Regions from separate parts of the Mus musculus genome. Here region 2 is linked to region 1. Evidence: chromatin loops called from intact Hi-C (ENCODE). Cell type or tissue: heart. All regions are shown on one strand. Each heading gives the region's core, and the rest is flanking DNA. Links, peaks and the distances in the headings are about the cores only. Region 1 holds the start of Manbal (mannosidase, beta A, lysosomal-like). Region 2 holds the start of Src (Rous sarcoma oncogene).

Region 1 (9,044 bases), core at 2,692-5,191:
ACACTATATACAAACCACACACAGAGCCGGGTGGCGGTGGTGCACACCTTTAATCCCAGCACTTGGGAGGCAGAGGCAGGTGGATCTCTGAGTTTGAGGCCGGCCTGGTCTACAGAGTGAGTTCCAGGACAGCCAGGGCTATACAGAGAAATCCTGCCTCGAAAAACAAAACAAAAAAACAAACAAACAAAAAAAACTAAAACAAACCAAAATAAAACAAAACAAAACAAAAACCCATACACAGAGACAAAGAAAACAAAACAAGTAAGTGCAGTGCTCACCTTGTCCTGTGTTGAGTCATGTCAGACATTTTTCTGAGTAGAAACCATTCCCATCCCCGTGCTTTCTCTCTCAGTGCAAAAAGAGACTGTGCATACATTATAGTTAGAGAGAAACCAGTCGTAGAGCTCTGCTGTGTGCTAATGGCTGGCATGCAGGGCACAGAGAGAAGCTAAACTCAGCTGGAGTCCTCTAGGTACCTCCAGAGAGTAAGAAGGAGGCTGTGCCTGCAGCAGCCACACTGGGCGTTTCTTTTTACATTTGGAGACAGATAGTAACGGGTTTCAGAGTACATGTGTTAGCATGTACCTACATCACCCGTATCAGCGTATTTCCCATATTACCTGTAGTAACATGCCAGGGCTGGCCGTACATGTCACACACTAGGTGACTTGAGCAGCAGACATTTATTAGTTCCAGCAGCCAGGAGCGTGAAACCAAGTAGTCTGATGGCACTCGGGAAGGCTTACGAAATCTGTTCTACAGCCATCTCGGCTCCCAGGGCTTGACGGTGGAATTTTGGTGTTTCTTGACCTATAGGAGCATCCCTCCATGTTTGCCTTCATCTCCACATGACATCCTCATGTGTGCATCTGTGTCCAAATCCACTTCTTTTTAGATTAGATTTCAGCATTCATCCTATTGACCTCATTTTTCTCTTAAAATATATATTTGTGTGTGTGTGTGTGTGTGTATGTGTGTGCGCACATATGTCTGCATGTTGTGGGAAGGGAAACATATGCTATGACATACATGTGGAGGTCAGAGAACAACTTAGTGGAGTAGGTTCTCTCTTATTTTTATGTGTTTTCTGGGGATAAAACTTAGGCTACCAGGCACATGCACGTATGCAGCAGCATCTTGACTAAATACACCATCTCCTTGGCCCTCTTTTGTTTGTTTGAGACTGGATTGCTTTATTTAGTCCTGGCTCTTGCTACGTAGACCAGGCTGGCTTGGAACTTGGAGTTCCTTCTGCCTTTGCCCCTCCAGTGTTGGGATTAAGTGTGCACCTCCATATCCATCTCTCTCTCTCTCTCTCTCTCTCTCTCTCTGTCTCTGTGTCTTTTGACAAGGTTTCTCTGTGTGTCCTGGCTGTCCTGGAACTTACTTTGTAAAACCTTGCTGACCTCGAACTCACAGAAATCTGTTGGTCTTTGCCTCCCAAGTGCAGAGATTTCAGGTGTGAGCCACCATGTCCAGCTGATTTACTTTTATGAAAATCCTCACTCCGTAACTTAGTAAAGCTCATTTCCTATCACGACAATGAATACAGCAAAAGGTGGCAGACCTCATGGTCTATATGGCCTCCAAAGAGTAAAAAGGCCCGGATCACCAACCCCAGGAAGCACAGGAGAGGGAGAGGCCCTAGGCTGCTGAGGAGTCCCTGTCCCAACTCAGCCCCAGCACTAAGACCCATCACAGTTTCTATCCTAGACCCGTGGAAGAAGGGGAGGGGCTTAGGGAGCCCTATTCTCTTGAACACCGTCCATAAGGTTCACTGCAACCCCTTCCCCCACAAAAATCCTGCCTCCAAATAGAATCACATTCTGGAACAGTAGAGGTTAAGTTCTGATATATCTTTGAATAGAGGGTAAAGAATTCATAAAACATCTTTTTTTTTTCTGGGTGTGGTTGCTCACACCTTTAATCTCAGCATTAGGGAGACAGAGGTAGACGTATCTCTGTGAGTTCAAAGCTAACCTGGTCTATATATCTATATAGAGAGTTCCAGGCCAGCTAGGATGACACTGTGAGACCCTGTCTCAAAAATAAAAAACGCTCAAGCAAAAATGACTGTCTTTATCTATCCATACATATTGGGCACTTTTAGGGCAAGTCCTGTATTAAATATTTGTTCTCTCCAGACCATATATATGTGTGTGTGTGTGTGTGTGTGTGTGTGTGTGTGTGTATGTATATATAATATAACATAACATATATAATATATATAATGTTTTGTCTGCATGTATGTATTTGTATCACATGTGTGCTTGGTACACAGAGACCAGAAGAAAGCTTCTGGTTTCCTGACATTGGTGTTATAAAGGATTTTGTGCCATTATGTGGGTGCTAGGAACCAAGCCCAGGTTCTTTTGGAAGAGCAGCAGACACACTTAACCACTGAGCCTCTCTCCAGTCCCTAGTTACTCGTTTGTTGCTGTTAGGCTCCGATAGAAGAAACTTTGCAAGTTTGTTTTGGCTTGGGTTGTCGATGACCGTCTATGTCTACCATTGGGAGGACCTCACAGCAGCAGGAGTTTGGAGCAGCACGCTTGAGGATTCTGCCTCAGAAGTAGAAAAGAAAAAGGAAAAAACAAAAACAAAAAACCAAACAACCCAAAATCCATCTACACAATTGATTTTGAGGCTGGGCATGGCTCAGTGAGTGAGAGTGCTTATTGACTAAACATGAAGGTCTCAAAGACCCAAAGTAAAAAGCCAGGCATGGTCACTCATACATCTTTAACGCCAGTCCAAGGCAGAGGAGAGGAGAGGATGGATACGGGATCCCTGCGGCTTTCCCTATCTCAAGGGAATAAGGTGGACTATAATAGAGCAAGACACGTGATATACTCTGGCCTCAGCAGCCATAGGTACATGCATGTGAGTGCATATGCCACACCCGTACCCACACCAATACCCACCCGTGGCACACATAATTAAAGGATTTAGGGGTCAGGGCCACATCAGCTGACCTAGAGATAGTTTATCTGGCTGCCAAGCTGAGTTCGTTGGCTGGAGGCTTGATAACTGCCCACGTGAATCTCACTCTGCGGGACTTCCCAGGAATGATCAAGAGCGAGGAAAGAGGAAGTCACAATGTTTTTCTGTCTTAATCTCGGAACTCAAGCTCAGTATTTCCCCAAAATTCTATGGGTCACATTGGTCAGCGTGGGAGACTGTGAAGGCTTGACTATCAGGCACCAATCACATCACTGCCCATTAAACTCCATTCCTAACTGGTCTGCCGCACTTATTTCAATGCTGATTTTTGCCTTCCAAACATTTATCGCATTAAGGATTCCCTATCTATTATGTGACTTACTGACTATAAACTCCATGGAAGCAGAGATGTTCACTGGTCTCTTTTTAATTTATTATGGTGATTTGTTTTTGTCTGAATTATAGCATGGTAATGTTTGTCCTACCCCTTATATTGTAGATTTCTGGCTCAGACTTAGAACTGAGTTCTAAACTGGGGGGAGACCGGCTGTAATCAGGAGAATTGCCCCCAGTTCGAGGCCAGTCAGAGCTACACTGTTGAGACCCTGTCTCAAATCAAATAAAAAATTCATTAAAGCTTCAACCTTCGGTGTCTAATTAGGGGAGAGCAGGAGGAAGACGGCGAGGAAGCGGTGGACCTGGTAAAACCCGCTGAGCGGAATCTGCTGCTGCTCCCAGCACATCGCTTCCGGGTCACGAGGGATCACTTCCGGTGCGGCGGCGCGGCGTTCCGGGAGGTAAGTATTGAGGCTCGGATAACCCGGCCGAGGCTTCCCGGCGGGCGGGATCGGGGCGGCGTTGCGGGTTACAGCGGCTTCCGGGGTTGCGGAGGGCAGTTATCTGTAAAGGCAGTCTGCGTTCCGAGGAGACTGGGGCCCTCGCGAGGGTTGTGCAGGGCCAGGGCCCAGCCTGCCCTGCGCCGGGACCAGCCGGGGCTTGGCTTGTCGGGTGTGCCCTGGATGGCTGTGTTACCTCGGGCATCTCGATCTTCCTCTCCCGGTCACTTTCCTTCCCCGCAGAAGGCTCCCTTGGGCCTGTGCGGAGGATGCGAAGGCCGGGAGCGTATCAGTGCTTAGTTGCAGTGTGTGCTTGAGAGAAAACTGCCAGAGAAAGGGATGGGGAATGCGATAGCCTCCCCGGTGTCTGCGGTTCCAGTGACCTGACACCTGGAAATAGAAAGTGGAAGACTCCAGAAACAAACCGCGCATGGCTTTGAATTTGTGTGTTTTGAGTAGCTCAGTAGTGGAGACTCACCCAGCGTGCTTGAGTCCCATGTTCAGACCCCAGAACTGTTCTTCCCGGCCCTAAGATAGTAGCACGATGAAGTTTTACCTCTTCCTGCTTTACACGTAGGTCATCGTCTTGCTTGGCGTATCCCTCTGTATACGCTACCCCCTCATTAGTCACGTAGGACAGCTGCCTGTGTAACCCTCATATCAGCACAAGAGTAGTAATGATAGCCTTTGGGGTTTGCTGAAAAAGGTGCTATTTTAAACAGCCTTTTTTTTTTTTTTAAAGGAAGATTCTTAGGCTAAAGTTGCTAAGCTATTTGGTGAGAACAAAATTTTTGTTGTTTTTCCAAGACAGGGTTTCTCTGTGCAGCCCTGGCCATCCTGGAGGAGCTCTGTGGGTTGGAGGCTAGCCTGGTCTACAGAATAAGTTCCAAGTCAACCAAAGCTACACAGAGAAACCCTGTCTCGAAAAAAAAAAAATCAAAATTAAAAATCAGAGCTGGTGATATGGCTGAGTTGGAAGAGGGCTTACCCAGCGTGTAAAAGCCTTGGTTTTTATCCCTTGCATCCTAAGTCTGGGGGTGGGGCAGAGCATGCCTATACTGTTCTGGGCTGCATAGCAAATTTGAGGGCTCCATGGGAACTTTGCTGAAACATCAATAAGTGGTAGTTTTGTTTTTGAACCTCACATTGCCAAGGTTACAGCCATAGTGTGTAGTAAATGTTTACTTAGTTAGGATAGAGATGGCATCGAATTTGTGAGTAGAAACGGACAAAGACTGCCTTACGCTATGTGAAGGCTTCAGCCAGGCCTCCCCTGAAACAAGAGCACAAAGCCACTTCCTGGGAATAAGGGATGGTCACACAGGTTAGGGATGGATTCGTTCTGAAACCAAAATCTCCATAGCGGACGTCACTGCCAGTGTGGAGGTCTCTGCTATAGTCCCAGCAGAAGAACACATGAAGGCAGTTTTGAAGTGCCAGCAAGTGGGGAATTGGAAGGCATGTGATGATGCAGCGCCAGCAGTGTGGACGTCATCAAATGTTGCCAGTGTGTTTCAAATTCTATGTGCCCCAAAGGACACCATTATTAACTATGATACTGGGATGGAACAGAGCATTAAAGCCACCCATGTGATCCCTTAAGGACCATATTCCCTGCAATCATTATTGATAGAATTAATAACTTCAGATTAATATGCCATTAAAATATTTCTTTATTTTTAGACAGGGTTTCAGTTTTGGCTGGCCTGGAATTCAGCATACAGACCAGACTGGTTTAGAACTCAAAGAGATCTGTCTGTCTCCCTAGTGTTGGGATAGAAACTGTATTCTGTCCCAAGCAACTGCAGCGTCTTCTTGAAAGGTTTTATTAACTGAAGTTTTTAGGGTAAAAGACTTGGCTCTGACAGTGCCAACGAGCTAGATTTGGCTACTGATTGCTAATATTTTAGTTAATGAGATAACTAGCAGTGAAGATCAGAAAAGAGATGTATTCGGTGTGCCCGCATTGGAAAAAGGAACAAATAATAGGATCCTCTGGCTTCCAAGTCCCTCCCCAAGATTCTGTCATGGAGTTTAGGCTTGAATAGAGGTGGAGGTATGCATAGCTAAGCAGGTCTGGCAGGATGAGGTCCTGCCTGTCATTGATCCACACTGGTCCTCCTTCCAGTCTGCCCAGCAAGGTGGTCTGATACTTTGTAAAAACTGTATGAAATCTTTCTACACTTGCATAGAAAGTGACTTGCATAAGGGCTTCATCCTTTCTCTTTCCCCAGGAGTCTTTGATTCTAGCACTAGGGAAGCAGAGGCAGAGGGAACTCTGGGAGTCCAAGGCCTTAGAGGTCTACATGTCTTGTTTCATAGTGAGACTCTGTCACAAACAAACAGAATATCTCCTTTTCTAGTGTTGGTGGGTGGGTACAGGAACTTTTTTTTGTTTTTTTGTTTGTTTGTTTGTTTGTTTTGTTTTTTTGGTTTTTCGAGACAGGGTTTCTCTGTGTAGCCCTGGCTGTCCTGGGACTCACTCTGTAGACCAGGCTGGGCTCAAACTCAGAAATTTTCCTGCCTCTGCCTCCCAAGTGCTGGGATTAAAGGCGTGCACTACCACGTCCGGCTCAGGAACTTTTTTTTTTAAGTCCTTAGCTGTTACAGATTCCCCAAACCACTATTCCCCTCTGCCCCTGACACCCAGCCGCCCCCAACATAACTGTGGCTTGAATGCCCCTCACACACACCCCTGTCATGTATTGTCAGAAGGTCCAAGGCAGCCTATTGATGCATCACAAATTCCACACGTCAGTTCATCAGGCAGGCACTATGGCTTCCACTCAGCACAACCGGATGAGTTTGATTCCAGGGACCTAGACTGTATCCTTTATCACAGGTATGTGTGGAGAGAGGAAATCGATATATTAGGGTTCAGTACTGGGCATAGCATCTGGCATCCACTGGGTAAGGCAGAACAACTCTGTGGCATCTCATAGGGTTTTTTGGTTTGTTTTGTTTTAATATTTATGTATGTGAGTACACTGTAGCTGTCTTCAGACACACCTGAAGAGGGCATTGGATCATGGTACAGATGATTGTGAGCCACCATGTGGGTACTGGGAATGAGCTCAGGACCTCTAATAGAGCAGTCCGTGCTCTTAACTGCTAAGCTATCTTGCCAGCCCCTGCATCTCACACTTTAAGTGACAGTAAATGGACCAGTAGTCATATTTTGCAAGATGTCTGCACAGCAATTTCAGTCCACCAACTACCAACTCTATGTGTGTGTATAATTTATTTTAATTTTATTTTCACTGGTGTCTTGCCTATATGGCTGTCTGTGTGAGGGCGTCAGAAGCCTGGGAACTGGAGTTACAGACAGGTTGAGCTGCCATGTGGTTGCTGGGACTTGAACCAGGTCCTTTGGAAGAGCTGTCTTAACCACCGAGCTATCCATCTCTCCAGCACTCTGCCTCTTTTTTGTTGTTGTTGTTTTTGTTTTTTTGTTTTTTTGAGACAGGGTTTCTCTGTGCAGTCCTGGCTGTCCTGGAACTCACTTTGTAGACCAGGCTGGCCTCGAACTCAGAAATCCACCTGCCTCTGTCTCCCAAGTGCTAGGATTACAGGCGTGCGCCACCACCACCCGGCTCTGCCTCTTTTTAGTTGAGGTCTCAGAACAGCTTTGAAACTCTCATCAGGAGGCAGGGATCCCAGTCCAGAGTCTGTACAGCACTGGGGAGCAATTGGGAGATCCCAAAACATCTGCCAATTTGATGTCTACGTTTTTAGAATTAGTACTTGATAAGTCTTGCAATCTCTAAATACACCTATAGTTACTTATTTTGAAATGTTGGTGGTTTAACATTTTAGGCCTGGGAATGAGTGCAGATGAAAGGGCTTGCCTAGCATGTGTGATGGTTTATCTGGGTTCAGTCCTCAGCACTTCGTGAATTGTGATTGACAGTTCACATGGTGACCCCAGCGCTGAGGAAGTAGAGTGGGTGGTTCAGGATCACCTTTTGATACCTACTGTGTTCGAGGCCGGCCTAGAATGTGTGAGACTGGTTCAAAAAATATTTTAAAACAATTTTAGCTTTATGGCTATTTTGAGGTACTATTGAGTTTCTGGAAAGAACATTTGCCATAATTACTGAGCCTGTGTCAGTACAGCACCATTAACTGGAATTTCTATGTCCGGATCTCCAGTTTCCTTCTAACACTGTCCAGGCTAGCACAGTCCAGCAGCGTCTCCGGGGGCTCCTCCCACTTTCGGGGATGGTTTCTCAGACTCAGCTGTTTCAGATGAGGGTTTTGAGGATTGCTTTTCAGCTATTTTGCTGATGGATCTTTTTTTGTGTGTGTGTGAGCAGACTCATCCAAAGGCTTCAAGAGGGAAGGCCGTCAGAGGAGCCTGTTGTGGGTCAAAGTGACAGTGTTGATGTTCCCCAGGGTCGCCCAGCTTCAGGGAGCAGTCAAGTGTCTCGCCGGCTTTTACACTGTACTTCTAGGAAGAAGTCATGATGTGCAGCATACGTTTGAGATTGTGGAGGTCTAACCTTGCACACACACAGGCACAGTGACAACATAAATAGATGTGATTCGTGTGAAAGATGTGTCTGTTCTCTGCCATCGGCTTATCTGTCTGTCTTATTGGTATTTATTTTATACCCCGAATTTCTCATTCTTGTGTCCCAACTTAAGCTGCTAAATCCCCACTCTTGACAACTCCCTGGCAATGTTTGGTTTTGCTTTTTCTGTTTTTAAAGCACTTGCATGCTTTCTGCCCCAGGCGCATCCTGTTTATTTCTGTTTAATTCTGTGTAGAACACTTCTGTAAGGAGTCCTGGTTTCTTTTATGGAAAAAATGACCCAGAGATTGCTCCTGGGACACTCTAGTTTCTGTGTCCTCTCAGTGGCCAGAGTATGATATCTGTGTGTACACAGCTATAATTATTTCTGTATGTGTCTATATTAAGCTAAGTACCCTATGCTGATGTCTCTAACCCTTGATCATTATCGTGTGGATGATGGATTGTAGCTTCCTTTTCTTATCTGGAACCTCCTCCCCACTGCAATAGATCCATTTCTCCTTCTATTCACTTACAGTCAGTTCTGGCGTGCGTTTGCGTGTGAGTGTGTGTGTGTGCTAGAGAGTGAGTTCAGGGGCTTGCATATACCTGAATTACCTCTGCAATCCTTTGCTTTCTTGCCTTGGCAGAAATGTCACGTTCTTAGCCCTTCTCTGACCACCCCACATAAAATAACAAGCCATTCCTCCTCCTTTTGAGTTTTCAGATTTTTAGCTTTGCCATTGTA
Region 2 (9,044 bases), core at 2,714-5,213, 55 kb after region 1:
CTTGGGGAACTGTCTGAGCCTCTCTGGGCTTCTTCTCCTAGGGCCTTAGGGAGTGATAGGATAAACAATTAAGTTTCTTGGTACTTGGCCTTCTTGAGGGCCTGGTGGGACGGGGCATCTCCCTACTTTCCCACGAACAAATCTAACACCCCCTCCCCCGGTGCTGGGGATCCTCATGCATGCTGAATAGCTATGCTGCTACTGCGCTACATCCCAAGCTACATCCAAGTCATTTTTTAAAATTTGTTCTTTACTTATTTGCTTTACTTCGCACCCACTGGCCCCCTCCGGGTCACCCCACTCCTACAACCCTCCCTCCCTCCCTCCCTCCCCCCCTTCTCTGAGTTGGTGGGGGCTAGGCATGTTCACTCCCACTGAGGCCAGACAAGGCTGCCCAGCTAGACGAACATATCCCACATACAGGCAACACCATTGGGATAGCCCCTGCTCCACATCAAGACCAAGCTGCACATCTGTTACATATGTGTGGGGGAGGCCTAGGTCCACATCCATGTGGTTAGTGGTTCAGTCTCTGAGTGCCCCAAGGATCCAAGTTTGTTGAAGCTGTTGGTCTTCCTGTAGAGTTCATATCCCCTTAGGGGCTGCAATCCTCCCTCCTACTTACTCTTCCATTAGAGTCCCCAAGCTCCATCCACTGTTTGGCTGTGAGTGTATGACTCTGTCTGAGTCAGTTGGTGGGTAGGGCCTCTCAGAGGACAGCCATGCCAGACTCCTGTCTGCAAGCATAACAGGGTATCATTAACAGTATCAGGGACTGGTGCTTGCCCATTGGGTGGGTCTTAAGTTGGGTAGGTTATTGGTTGGTCAGTCCCTCAGTCTCTGCTTCATCACCAATCTCTGAGTTTCTTGTGGACAGGTTAAGTTTAGGGTTGAAAGTTTTACCTTTCAATTTGAGGCAGGTTCTCACTAAGCTGCTCGGGCTGATCTTGCCGTCTTAGCTGAGGTAGCTGAGGCAGGCGTTGAAGTGCGAGTCTTCGGCCTTGACTTTCTGTGTAGCTAGGTTGACCGACCATTCTTTCTGTCTGCTTTTGATCGCTTGTTTGTTCCCATCTCTTCTCTGATTAGTGGGTAGACAGAGGAGGGACCTGCCAGTGGCCCAAGCTTCCCCGTGGCCAGCCTCTGAAGAGATGGTGTTCATGGCTCTGGCTCACAAGAGCTTGGCCTCATTTCCTACATTTCTTCCATGGCCCCCTCTTGGGTTGTCCTCACACACACTCCATAGAAGCCCAGACATCTGCCTCACCTGTGTTCCTGCCCTCTGGACCTGCCATCTGTCAGCTTAAGGGTCCCCCTGACCCCCGTCCCCACCTTTCTGTTTGTCCCGTCTACATCTCACTGCTTCTCAGCTCACCACACTCTATGGGTTCCCACGCTATTGGGAGGAAAGTCTCAACTTCTCCTTGGGTCCCAGGAAAGGCCCAAGGATTCTTGGGTCTCACCTCAGGCTCACCTTAGCCATCCCCTTAGCAGGCTCCTCCTACCCTCAGCAAGCCACTGTTCTGTGCTCCACTAGCACTGTCCCACTAACAGTTCCAGTTGTGAGAGTATGTGTAGCCCTGATCCTCCGCCCAGCCCTGCACATTCTCTGCCTGCACATTTGCCCTGCCCTACCGTTACCTGGTAACCAGCTCTTCAGACTGCACTGGCTGGGCTAGCCCCACTCCTTTAGCCCTGTGCTCGCCCGTCTCCTTACTGGGCTCCTCTAATTCACTCAGTAGGCTGGGCTTATTCACTGCTATATCCCAGCTCCAGACCCTGGTATCTGCTAGAAGCTCAGTAAGTCTCAGGGGAACAGAGGTAGGATTGGGGGGCGTGGGAGTGGGGAGCACTGTAAAGTCTTAGACCGGGTGGAAGAAGGCCAACCTCATCTCAGAGCCTCAGGCTGGAGCATGCAGCCTGTGTATCCCTCCAGCCTATTCTGTAGTTTTTAGCCTGGTCGCTTCAAGTAGAAGACTCACACAGGCCATGAAAAGCATGGTGGGGCTGGGTTAGAATTCCCCGGAAGACTTCGACGGGTCTGGTTTCCCAGTCACTACCGGGAAGGTGAGCTAGGCTCAGGCTGGGCTCTGCAGATTAGCTACCACAGACTAGGGTCACCAAGACTCCTAAGAGGCTGAGAATTGTCCCTGATCCCATGTCATGGACAGCCTTGACCCATGGGCCCACTGCCATGTGTAGGCCCTTAGGATCTACAATGCCTCCATCTTGTATCCTGCCTTTAGGCTTTTACCTCTATAGAGGAAGGAAGGGTCTGAAACGGATCACTATGTACAACCAATGCTTTAAAAAAAAAAACAAAAAACAGCGTCTATGTCGTGTGTGCACAAGTGTGGAGGCCACAGCAGGCCGTCCAGGGTCTTCTCTGATTGCTCCTCATCTTATTCCCTTGAGTCAGGGTCTGCCACTGAACCGGAATCTCACTTTTTGGGCTAGATCTGCTGGCCAGTGAGCTCTCAGGGTTTGACCGTCTCCACTCTCTAGTCTGGGGTTTGACGTGCGTGGCCATGCCTGGCTGGAGATCCTCCTGTTTGTATATCAAGTGCTCTGACCCACTAACGCATCCTCCATTTCTAGATGTCCTGTCTTTTTTGACAATGTCCACACAAGGAGAGTTTGCCAAAGCTGGGCAAGATGGCTTCTACCTGTGTCTTCACGTCTGGGAGGCTGAGACAGGAGGATTGTCAAAAGTGTGAGTGAGGCCAGTGTGAGCTACAGAGGGAGACTCATCTAGGGGTTGGAGGTTGGGGCGATGCATTAGTGTTTAGTGTTGGGATGTTCCGAGTCTGGCCCCGGACGCTTCATAGTACTGATGCACAGACATGAAGCAGTAAGGTGCTGTTTTACTAACACAGAGCAAAATAAGGTACATGATCATCTGTCTGCCAGGCCAGACCAATATCTCTCCCATCATATTCTGCAATGGGGATGATCGTTCCCATTTGAGTGGTGAGTAACTAAGAAGGAGGAGAGTCAGAGTCAGTGATAGGAAGGTTGGAACTTGTCCTCGTACAGTCTGTGGATGCCACATCACTGTGTTTTCTACAGCCAGCTGGCCAGTGACCACTCTATACTGGGCATAGGCCAGGCCATGGCTCCTGCCCTCAGGGTACAAACAGACACACCCAGAATGGACTTGGGGTTGTGTCTCTATCAGGGGTGTGTCTAGAAACGTGTCCTGGAGGATATGGCCCTTACCCAGGATCACGAAGGCCTGGGAGGGTGGAGGCTGGTGGTAGGGGTGGGCATTCCTGGTAGGGGTTACAGTCGGAAGCCCGGAGGGATGGTTAACAACAAAGAGTACTCAGAAAGTTCAGTAATGAAACCCTTGTGCTGGGTGGTTCTTCTGAGAACCTCTGATGTAAGGCTGCCCTCAAGGAGGGCACGTGTGAGGGAGGCTGTGTCTGCAGCAGAGCCAACAGCACTCTTCCACGTAAGACTGTGAGGACTTATCAGTGCAAACCTACCTCGTCTCTCTCATGGAAGCCTTACCCACTGGGCAGGCTGCTGGCATACTGCGGCTCAGGGGGAAATAGCATACGTTAGGTCATGCATATATTTGCACAACGGTGGAGCTCCGGGTTCAACCTTAGCCTGTCAGTCTAAAGTTTATGCTTTGAAGCTCTCTGTCTTCTCAGCTCTAGAACCACCCAGACCTTTCCTGTTGAATTTCTGGGGACAGATGTAGTGATACATTTGGCAAATAGTTAACCAACTCTCTGGAAGGAAAAACTAATGGGTTCATTGTCACATTTCTCCCCATTTCCAAGTAGAACGTACTTCCTCTGAGGCTGACACCAGGTGACCAGTCTGACATCACCAAGTATGGCACAGGGAAGGACACTGCTCAGTAAGTGCTTGCAAGCCGTTTGAGAGCCAGCCCCAGTGCCTCACAGGAAGAGTATCCACCCTCCCCTCCCCTCCCTCAGCCCAGAGTGGCCAGTAAAGGCCATTAGACAAATCTTAGGCATGGAGGAGGGCGGAGAAACCTGCTCCTCCAGCCAGAGCCTGCCCAGGGGAGCCCTGGGAAACTGCCGTTAATCTTTAAGCAAGCCCTGCGAACAGGAGTGGCTGGCTAGTTTGCCCGCTGTTCATGAGAAACCCTGAGCAGTCCCCGTGGCCACAGTGGGCTACCCTGGCCCCACTTGCTCTTGTCAGTGAGGCCCTCAGATCTTCAGCCTGGCCCACTCCTTCTTCACAACAGAGGGGGCTGGAACAGGAAGCTAGTGGACAGAACACACCCTGAGGCACCTGGCCTAGATGTGACCTCAGATCAGTCTGACTCAAAGCTTTGCCCTTTCCTGGTCTCCTGGGAGACATAGCTGTACCCTGGGGCTGGAGCCTCTCACAATCTAGGATGATGGGGGACTTGCCCTTTGGGAGGGATCTTTGCCAGAAGCCCAGGCCTGTGCCACATGAACCTCAGTTTCCCTGTCTGTGAGATGGAAGCACTTTCAAGGAAGGAACATGGAGATGGTTGATAGATGGTCAGGCCCATCTTTCCAGAGTGAACGGGAGGAGTCAAGGATGCTCCTGGACCCCCAACGGGCAGCGCTAGAACCTGGTGGTCTTTGAGACCAGCCTGAAGCCACATCTCATCCCGCTTGCCCCATTTTTCTTCTCTACTTCCTGTCCGGTTGGTTCTGTCATCCTCAGTGGCTGGCAACAAGCACACTGCCCAGCAGATGCACACGGTCTCCTTATGCATTGAAAGTGAATTTAGGCTTGGCCTAATTGAGCTGGGCCCCGCAAGTTCCTGCCCTCCATTGGCAGAGGCTGGAGGCTCCGCAAGTTCAAGGCCAGCCTTGGCCACATAGTGAGCCACTGTTTTGCCTTTTGATACATTTTAACAATACTGCCTCTCCCCCTCACTATTTCCCTGTCCCTTCGGTTCCAGTCTCTGAGGATTAGAGACACTCAGGGTCAAGGCTGGTGTGGCCAGTGCCTCAGTTTCCGGACAGTGCTAGCCACCGGTGCGTAGCTCAGGTAGCTAGGGTTGAACGCTAACGTGGTCCCGGGAGGCCGAGCCCGGCGCGTGGCGTGGGGTTGGGGGGGCGCCCCCGCGGGCGGAGCTGCGGGGGGTGGGGGGCTGGGTGCGGGAGGCGCGGGCCCGGCTCGCACAGCAGGTCTCCCGGGTCGCCGGCGGGGCCCGGGTCCGCGCTTCCTCCTTTCTCCGGCTCGCGGCGGCCGCGGCCCCTCCTCCCGCGCGCTCCCTCCCCCTCGCCGCCGCCGCCGCCACCGCCGCCGCCTCCTCCCTTTCTCTCGGTCTGTCTCTCCGGGCCCGGAATCCAACCGGCCGCCCCGCCGGAGCGGCCAGGCCGCTGCCCGCCAGCGCCGCGCGCCCCGCTGGGGTCCGCCCGGGCGCGTCCGGAGCTCACGGTCGCCGTGCAGGTGAGCGCCCCCGCCCCGCCGGCCCCGCGCCCTGCTGCGGGCTCCCGCCCTGCCCACTCTACGCCGCGGCCCGCGAGCTGCCCGCCGCGGCCTTTTGTTGGGATGCGCGGGGGAGGACGAGCGGGGTGCGGGGGGCACCGGAACGCGGGGACCCTCGGCCGCAGAGTCCCCTGGCTCGGTTAGGCCACATTTGAAAACCCGGCCGATCGGCGCCGCCCGCGATCGCGGCTGCTGGGCCTGGCGCCCCCGGCCCGGAGTGGGCGGTGGGGGTGGGGTGGGCGTTGGGGAAGGGGCACCTGGAGGGCCACACTACCTCCTTAGGTCTCACTGGGGCCTTGGGTAGGGCCTAGTGCTGCTGGTCTGGAAGAAACAGGGCCACCCTGTCCTCGCCCCCCATCCCCCCCAACCCCCAGCCTCGCCCCTGCGCAGGCCCAGCGACCGATGGACTCAGAAGTTGGCAAAAGTTTTGGGGTTTCACTACCGCCACCAGGTCCGCTTGCCCACCCAGGCAGGTACTGGAGGTGAGTTTGTGCCCCCTACTACGACCCACCACCACTTGTGCCTTAGTTAGCTCTCTGAGCCAAGGCCCTCCTCAGTGGTAGGTGGGCTGGTTGAAGGGTGGGGTGAACAGAGGGGACTCACTCTGGGTATCCATCCCATAAACCTTTGAGGCATTCCGATTAGAAAGGTGGACAGAGGTGTGTGAGGCTTCTGGGACCCTGAGGTCTTCCCGGCTTTACAGACTGCCCAGTGAAGGCAAGTGGTGTTGGGGTCATCTGGGTATAGGTCAGATTTAGTTACCAAGGTGGACACGGGGGCGGGGGCAGGGGCGGGGGCAGGGGACTCTTCCAACCTTATGGAGTCCAGGTGTCTAGGTTTCTTGTTTTCCTGAGTGACCTGAGCCAGGGACCGCCCCTTGGACTATTCACATCAGTGACTATTCCCTGCACTTCCGCAGCCCAGGACTTGGCATATATGGGGGGGCGTGCTCAATAAATGAGTCCCATCCTGGAGCTCGCTCGCACAGGATGGTTGAGGTACCTGTGGCACAGCTGCCTGCAGAAGCGGGTAACTCCGTGCTACAAAGGGTTCCCTTTGGCCTCAGTCCTCTCAGGGAGGATCGATCAGTTGGCTTGTGAGGTAGCTCGGTGGTAGAGCACAGGCTCAGCTTGTTCAAGGCCCTGGTGCTAGCTGCAGAACCACAGGAAAGAAAATGGAGCAGTTATAACCAGAGCTGCTGATATCCAGTGAACGCCTCCCGGGGTTAGCCTGGTCTGCAGCTGCAGAGGAGGATATAGCCTTCCTGAGGAGCTGTCTGGCTGCCCTTTAACCCACCGTGACGGTGAAGGGTGTGTAGTTTTAGATCAGGCACAAGGCATTGTTGGAAGTTTCCCTCCATATCTCTCGCACCTGGCAGAGACATAAGGCCCTACTGGAGATGAGGTGTGTCTGGGTGAGGTAACCTTTCCACAAGGGAAGTGATTTACAGTGTGTCACCTCTCAGCTGACCTCCTGTCTACATCATGGGGCACACACTAATGAGTGCTAGGAGTGCCATGCTCCCTGCTCCGTCCCCTCCCCCTAGTCTCTTGTTCATCCTTGTTCATCCCAGCCTTAGGGCAACCCTAATCTCTCCCACCCCACCTTCCTCTATCTCCTGTGTCCTTTTCCCGAACCCCCTCTCCCCCACCAGCCTCCAGCACATAGGCTGGCTCCTGTTTGGGGCTTCTTCCCTGATTGTCATCTGAGGGTGGGGGTGAGGATAGGGTGTGTCTCGCTCCCCTAGCCCCCCAGGAATCTCGGAAGGACATGGTTAAATGATCTTTGTTCTTGCTGTCCATCTGCTGACTTTGATCGCGCATTGAGCATATACTATGCACCAGGGCCTGGGAACTTTGTTGAGCAGCTTTGTGGTAGGAGGAGCAGACAGCTTCCTGGAGGAGGGGCTTAAGCTGAGTGAAGCAGTGGCGGGCCAGCCAAGAATGCAGCTGGGTCAGTGCTCTTCCTTTCTATTCAGAAGGTCATCTGCCTGGGGACTTGCTGGGAAACTGTGAGCAGGTCTTTGACTCCTAGAAACTGGAGTGTGGGGGATAGGCCATGCATCAAGCAAGTGGCCAGATAAATGAATATATACTCGTGGCTGTGATAAAGGCAGAGGACTCTTGAAGGAGGAATTTAGGGGGCGTCTGGGCATGAAGCTAGGGGAAGGTGTGCCAGGCAGAGAGAGGTGTGTATGTGCAAAGGCCCTGAGGTGAGGGGAGGTGTATAATTGTTGTGGGGAACCAAAGGGAGAGCTATGAGATAGGATGATCCAATGGGGCCGCTATCAATAGGACTGCTCCCTATGAGGGCCCACTGGAGCCTGGAGGAGGATCTTGGCCTCCAGTTTTTACATAGGGAGCAGGTGGGTATCCTCTCTATGAACCAGATTAAGCTGGAGGGCAAGGTACACAGCTAATGGAATAGATGTGCAGTCTGGACTTGCATATTCTGTGGGAGCCCTGATCAGGTCTCAGAAGGAGGAGGAGGAAGAGGAGAAGGAAGAAGAAGAGGAAGAAGCTAGGTTTAGTAGGAGTTCAACCCAGAAAGCCAGAGGCACTGAGAGCCCAAGGATCAGGAAGTGCAGTGCAGGGTCGGGGTGAGGGTGAGGGAGAAACTTGGGAGGGAGCTGGAGAGCAGGAAACTGGAGATCATGCTTGGGCATCTGATAGACCTGAGTTCAAGTTCTGACTGCTGGCTATCCTATGTGCTGTGTGTCTTTGGGTCCTTCATTGTCTCTTTCTGAGATTTGGTTTCTTCATCCCTGAACGGCCAAGCATCTCTCCCTTTCCAGAGAAGGCTCTGTGCCCGGCATTAGTTAGTTAATGTACAGAAAGTGGGACCTGTTTGCTGTATGTGGCATCGGGAAGTCTGTTAGTGTCTCTGGGCTCAGCCTTGCCATCTGTGCGGCTTTGGCTGGCATGGGTCTAACCGTCCCAGCTTGAGCAGGGCTTGCTAGAAGAGGATGCTTGCAGCAAAGGACAGGGGTGTGCTGGGTCACTGTGAGCCCTGGCATCTCTGTGCCACAAAGCTGGGCTGGGGAGTGTGCACAGGAGATGGTCTGGCTTTCTGGATATAAACCATAAGACCTAGAGAGAGAAGGTTACTTGCCTAGGGTTTCCTAGGTGACAGCCAGGGATGGGCTATAGGGCTCTGAATTCCACATTTATAATCTGGTGCTCTTGGAGTCTTAAAGCCCTGCAGAGGCCCCACTGTGAACTACAGCTGCAGTTTGAAGTCCTCCTGCCCCTCTGTGGCCCATCAGACTTCACAGCATCTCAGGCCTCCTGTGCATTTTCCATCTCTCTAAGGAAAACCTTTCTGGCTCTCTGGGGAAGGGCCCCATCGCCTTTGAGGGGCCTCAGTTTCTTCATCTATAAAGGACAGCAGTGACTCATGGCTCCCTGGATGTCCCAAGAGGATGGACACGGGGTACTTCACACATCAGGACTTAATAAATGTGGGCAGGGCAGAGCCAGACCTAGGCTGAGGTCTGGCCTCCTCTAGCGCAGGTGGTTCATGCCCTGTGACACACGGGTGAAACTGTAAAATGGACTTGGAGCTAACAGGGCCAAGGAGAAGCTGGAATCCCATCC

The links. Hi-C counts contacts between places; a loop is a spot of excess contacts. Peaks named below come from ENCODE experiments on the same cell type or tissue, not always from the same donor. Only the 100,000 strongest peaks of a DNase experiment are listed, where the experiment ranks them.
Region 2: a loop joins it to region 1, with 2.0 times the contacts of the local background. A loop is called at or near these places in 5 of 42 quality-filtered maps.

Annotation. Positions count from the first base shown.
Region 1 is chr2:157,363,898-157,372,941 of GRCm38, forward strand. It overlaps Manbal (mannosidase, beta A, lysosomal-like), which reads left to right and starts at 3,697. Exons shown (of 3, transcript NM_026968.3): 1 at 3,697-3,743. It overlaps Gm39974 (a long non-coding RNA gene), which reads right to left and starts at 1,284. Exons shown (of 3, transcript XR_866905.1): 1 at 282-1,284. In heart, for the core only: no CTCF peak of the experiment used is centred there; DNase peaks (open chromatin) are centred at 3,044 and 3,714; H3K4me3 peaks cover 1,902 bases; H3K27ac peaks cover 1,357 bases.
Region 2 is chr2:157,419,006-157,428,049 of GRCm38, forward strand. It overlaps Src (Rous sarcoma oncogene), which reads left to right and starts at 5,288. Exons shown (of 15, transcript NM_009271.3): 1 at 5,288-5,409. In heart, for the core only: no CTCF peak of the experiment used is centred there; DNase peaks (open chromatin) are centred at 3,996 and 4,526; H3K4me3 peaks cover 1,297 bases; H3K27ac peaks cover 2,066 bases.